Linked DNA regions of Mus musculus: region 1 is linked to region 2. The links are chromatin loops, found by intact Hi-C in ENCODE. Cell type or tissue: heart. All regions are shown on one strand. Each heading gives the region's core, and the rest is flanking DNA. Links, peaks and the distances in the headings are about the cores only.

What was found. A loop is a pair of places that touch in the nucleus more often than their neighbours do. Peaks named below come from ENCODE experiments on the same cell type or tissue, not always from the same donor. Only the 100,000 strongest peaks of a DNase experiment are listed, where the experiment ranks them.
Region 1: it touches region 2 in a loop (2.2-fold over the local background); 4 of 42 quality-filtered maps call a loop at or near these places.

What each region holds. Positions count from the first base shown.
Region 1 is chr5:64,462,198-64,465,112 of GRCm38, forward strand. 1700027F09Rik (RIKEN cDNA 1700027F09 gene) reads right to left here. Exons shown (of 3, transcript NR_040681.1): 2 at 228-371. Among named protein-coding and RNA genes, the nearest start is that of 1700027F09Rik, 4.3 kb to the right of the region's middle. In heart, for the core only: no CTCF peak of the experiment used is centred there; a DNase peak (open chromatin) is centred at 1,614.
Region 2 is chr5:64,395,944-64,398,858 of GRCm38, forward strand. No RefSeq gene overlaps it. Among named protein-coding and RNA genes, the nearest start is that of Gm43837, 19 kb to the left of the region's middle. In heart, for the core only: no CTCF peak of the experiment used is centred there; no DNase peak of the experiment used is centred there.

The sequences.
Region 1 (2,915 bases), core at 160-2,659, 66 kb after region 2:
ACATTATGGTATTTATAATATATAATAAAAGCATAATATGATATCTTCCTATACTCCACCCTATATAGCAGGCAGAAATGGAGCGATTAGAATTTGGTCTCTGGTCTCTATTAAGCCTGCAAGACCCAGCAGCTGCCACCCTACCTCTCCACCCTCTCTAAGCTTCTGGTATTGAACACTTTAAAGGTGTAAGCTGTTACTTTAAGGAGGGGCAAAGTTTGACTTACACAATTAATGAGAGCTTTAAGGAATGCAGTGCCCATGGCTGGTGCCAAGGAGGTGGGCAGCTGTAATTCAGATGAATGTCTATATGGTCCTCTTCCCACTGTTCACACACCCCAACCTTCTCCAGGAAGGGCTGCTGCAGGAGTCTGTAGAGGAAGAAAGAGAATTCCTCACACGTACAACCCTTCTCCACAAGTGGCTTCTGCGGGGGCGTCAGTACAGCAAGAGAAAACCTTGGTTAAATGCCTGAATCATCTTTCCTAGCTCCACAGGTTTCTGAGCTGGCTCCAGACTTGACTTAAAAGGGGAGGGGTGAGATGGACAGGGTGGGGAGGGGAGAAGGAGGAGAAGGGGGAATAGGGTTGGGAGGAGGCAGGATGGGCAGTGCAAGGGGTATGGGGTGAATAGCATCTTTTATTGCAGAACACTTTCCTGAGGGCTTATTTTCTGAATGTCAATCAAGATGAAGGTGTTATTTTAAGGAGCTAAGAACTCCATGTGGGGGCTTGGCTGTTAAACTTTTATTCAGTCAGCCTAGAACCCTGACCCTGAGTTTTGTGTGAGGGCTGAGTCCTGCTGAGAGCCAAGGACATTAAACTTGCTGGGCAGACTAAAGGCTCTCTTCAACTACTTGCCTTTCAGAACAGAGATCCTTCCTGTAAGCAAGAAGCTGCCCTATTCCCCACTCTTCCCCTCCACCCCCCACAGTTTCCATCTCAGGAGCCTAGCCTGACAAGTGTCTGCTAAGGGTTCTGTGAGGAATTATCACAAGATCGCATGAATTATCACAAATATCAAGAGAAATTTGAAAACAAAGATCTATGCCCCTTTAGTGAGAGTAGTTAGAGCACGGAGGCTTGGTTAGAGCAGGGTTAGGGGAAAATCTAGGCTATTGCTTGTTTTTATAAATTAAGTTTTATTGGGACACTGTTAATTGTTTTAAAATGCATTAGTGTATCTGCTTTTGATTAAGACAGCTGAGTGGCATGGGTATGATAGCTTATACAGCCAGTAAAGCCCCAAAATACTTGCTATCAGAAAAAGTGTGCCAACCACTGGGTTAGACACAGCACACACTGCAGAAATACAACCCCAGCTTTACTTCCCAGTCCTCAGGACACTTCCCATCTCCCAAAAACAGCTTCTTGAGTGTGGGAGAGGACCTAGCTGGAGAGTTGATGGCCCCCCAGCCCTGGGCCGCCTGACTCTCCAGAAGCTGAGATACCTGTGCTGTCCAGCATCACCAGGAAAGTGATGGGAGACCTTGGCTTGCTTGCATGATGGGTACTGGGCCTTCTCTTAGTTCCCAGAGCAGCCCTGACCTGCCATTGGCCCAGCCAGCGTTCAGTGTCACAGGGTATTCCAGTAACTAATGAGGAAATGAGAAAATGACGTCAAGGCTGGCTGTATTAATGTCCTGGGGCTGCCACAGCACACTTGCACAAACTGACTGGCCGTAAAGCAAAGAAATGTGTTCTCTTAGCTGTGGAGACAAAAATCCCAAAGTAGAAGTACTCACTATCAGGATTGTACTTCCCCAGCGGCATTTGAGAGGGATGTGGGCCAGGACTCACTTATGACTTCTGGAAACTTCTTGGCTTGTTCATAATGTCCCTTCCTTCTATCTTTACACTTTCTTCCCTCCATGTGGTCTGTGTCTGAATTTCCCCATTTTATAAAGACACACTCATTGAATTAAAGTTCTGAAGACCTAATCACTACCAGTTGTACCTGCAAGGACTATATTATCAAGTAAGGTCACATTTTGAAGTACTGGGGGCTAGAACTTAAATACATGAATTTGAGGAGATGCAAATGAACCCATGGAAGGGATTTTTCTGCTATTGCAAGACCACCCACCCAGTCACATGACATTCCCAGGGCCACATCAAATAGACAGCCACACAGATCACTGTACTAGGGTTGCTGAATGTAGAGAGAATAGTTTATGTCTGTGTGGATGTGGCACCTGTCAATAATAAATCTGATGCCCTACGACTTAGGAAGGAAATAAGAGGTGAGACAAGCAAGAAGCTAAAAGGACTATAGGAGAGTAGCAGGTTTGCCCAGGAAGATGTGAAGAGAAAGACACATGAACCCTGAGCACAGGTAACCAGCTATGTGACAGAATGAAGATTAGAATAAATGGGTTGGGGGTCCTAGTTACGATCATGGTGGGGAGAGGTTTTGGGGACATAGCTCAGATGACAGAGAACTTCCTTGCCCATTGTACAAGAAACCTTAGGTTCCATTCCCAGTACCGTGGCATATATCCATTATCCCAGCACTGGGGCAGTGGAGACAGGAGGATCTGAAAGTCAAGGCCATCCTCAGGTACACAGTGAGTTCCAGGCTAGCCTGAGCTACATGAAACCCTGTCTTAAAAAATAAGGAGAAAAGAACATCGGGAGATGGGAAGATTGTCCTGTTTGCTGGGGGCCCCAGCATAATCTCTGGGGTGGTTGGCATCTATATAGAGGTATGTGAGAGATGACTTATAAGTGTGATGGATGATGTTACACTGGCTTTGAAGAGGGTGGAATGAGCTGAAAGCCAAGCAGTACAGATGGCCCCTGGGAACTGGAGAGGCTAGGAGATGGATTCCTTGCTGGAGGTCATTTCAGATTCCCATTCTCCCAGAGTAAGATGATAAAGGAGTCATTCTAACCACTGTTTGTGACAGCTGATCC
Region 2 (2,915 bases), core at 227-2,726:
GTATCTTCACTGAACTCCCACAGTAGTTGTGGGAAGTGTTGGTCACTGTCTACTTAATGGACACGAGGACCCAAGCCGACCACAGTTGCCAGGATGACAAATGGCAAAGTCAGAGCTTAGATTTAGGGCTTTTTGGATCCAAAAGTAGGCATTTAGCCACTAAAGGGTAGAGGTTTTGTGTTTTTGTTGTTGTTGTTTGCTGCAAAAATGGTACACTGTTCAAGGGAATAATTATGAAGGCTGCAGGAATGTGTGAGTGCAGGCAGAGGTAGATTCATTTATAATTCAAGATTCCGTGATGACAAAGAAAGGACAAATGTCTAACTCGTGTGCTGGTGGCAGTGGGTGAAGCTGAGCATGGGTGTAAACAATCACTGAGAGATGGGACAAACTCAGAGAAGCGTCATTGTTAAGATGACAGAAGGGTTTCCTTCCTCTTTCCATTTCCTCTTCCTTTTCTATTTCCTTCATTTTTCTTCCCCTGCCTTGTCTTTTCCATTCAATTCCCTTTCAACTTTTGAATCATGTGTACTCGGATGTGTCTACGTGGGAGTGTGCACCATGGGTACAGTAGCTGATGAAGGCCAGAAGAGGGTGTTGGATTCCTGTAGGCTGGGAATTGAACTTGGGTCCTCTGCAAGAGCAGCATGTACTCTTAACCACTGAGCCATTTCTTTTTCCCTTCCCCCATTCGACTCTGGGACAGGCTACTCTTGAATTCTTCATCTTTCTGTCTCAGCCTCCCTCCCGAGAGCTGGGATTACAGAGCTGTAACACCATGGCTGACTGAAATTGTCTTTGCTATTGTTGATGCGTATTTGTGATTCATGCTTGACAGATGAGACTTTTCCTTAGGGTAGAAAGATTACCTAACTTAGTCTTAAAGTGTGTCAAATTAAATCAAGACTTGGCACTCTATGCTGAGGCAGGGGACTTAGGTGCAAGAGTCCAGTCCTTTGTGATGAAATCTCTGGTTCTTGAACCTTCAATCTACCCAAGGATGTGTAAGAGACCCAGCCGACTGAGGGCAAATGTGCCTCTTCTCCATTCAACCCAAAGGGAAATGGAACTAGGTTCAGAGCGACATTCTAGAAGCTACAGTAGTATTTAAGCTCCTTGTTCTGTGACTTTGGATTTTGAAAAGACTTAAAATGTAGGGCCAGGTTCAGACATTTTGAGATTAATCATTTTCTTCTTGGACTAGAGTACTTTAATCATACTGTGTTTCTCTAGCTAATGTGGCCTTAAGAACAATTTTAGCACACACTTGTCCACAGTTTTTATTAGAAGGAGAACTATGAAAACATAGAATGTGGCCTTCATGTCGTGACTGCCATTGGAAAAAACGGCAACCCTGAGCTTCCCCATGGCTTTGGGCCTCAACAAGGACCCAAAGGTAATGAAGAACGTAAGCAAGGCATACCTGGTGTCTCAGGCACCCCAGCAAATACACCAAGTCCCTGCAAGACGAGATCTGATGGAGTGCCATGGAGCTGCTCCAGGTGACCAAGGGCAAGGGAGCTCTCTAGCGCATCAGGAAGAGAGTGGGCATGCGCACCCGTACAAGAGGCGATGGGAGGAGCAAAGCGGGAGAAGCTGAGCCCTGTGCAGACATCCATGAGAAAGGCCAGGGCCAAGAAGGACCGATGCACTGCCCTGCAGCCTCCTAAATGTTTATGCCTGGTGGTGGTGGTGGTGGTGGTGGTGGTGGTGGGAGGGGAGAGTCACGTGTGAATCCTAAGTACGAACTTTTTTTTTTTATTAAAGGAATTATCATTTGGGATAGGTTTATAAGCAAATTCCTTCATTCTATATTGTGTGCTTTTGTGAACGTAGCTAAGGCTCTTTCTTTTCTTCACGTACAAACACCGGCTGTCTCCCCCATTCTCTGATCGTTCACAGGTTTGATTGTTTATCTGGGTCCAATCGATTGTCGTCTATCTCTCCTGAAGATAGATTTTCACCCTCCTAACCTCAAAACCGAAGTCTAGTCTAACAATCATCTTAGAGTTTGACTGTCAACCCCTCTTACCTGAAAAGTTGCCTCCCGAGATGTTGAGAGGCACTTTGTTGCCTATAGTCTATAGCAAGGATGAAGAAGTCCCTCTTACTGATCTTTATCCATCGCTAAGTATTACTTGGTCTAGATGAACATCCAAGAACTATAACTCTCCATCTAAAGTTTCCTTGTTTCCAATTCAAATCTTCCAGTCTTTTGTTAAAGCTACCTCGAGACTGATTTCGGTTCATAACGTTTTAAGAAGTAGCACAATGATCAGCTTCCTTGGATTTGCTGTGTTGGGCCTGGTGGACCTGAGGCCAGCGATGTGAATTCCCAGGTACCTTTGCCCAGGAGTCGCACAGATGTCCCTGCACTAGCGGAGTCTGTCTATGGCAGCTGTCCTTGCACCTGTGCCTCCCTTCCTTGAGTTTCCGAGAATCATGGGCACGCTTGTGAGCGTGTTTGATTTTCCTTCCCACCTGCCCTTTCTTTGGCACCGTCTCTGCTCTCCTTCAAGCCCTGACTACACCCACCAATGCAAACACGTCATCATGTTTATCCCCACCCGGCCACACTTTTATGCCCCACACCCGTCTCACAGCAAGACTATAATGATGTCTTCGACACCTCCAACGCTTTACACCAAATTAATTTCTTGAGTTAATACCTGTTCAAGCAAACAATTAGCTTTTAAGCAGAGATTGATGGGCCCTCTCCATTCCCATGAGCCCCTTTGTTTTTCTTTAGCAAATCTTCTATTTCTTTCTACTCATCCTGGAATTAATGGGCATTCTGAACAATACTGGCTAAATAAATCTCACCCCCTTCATAGGATATAGATTTACTCTTGTGCCTTAAGATTTCAAGTTCCTCACATCCAGAAAGTTTCTAGTCTTTCTCATATGTGGATCTT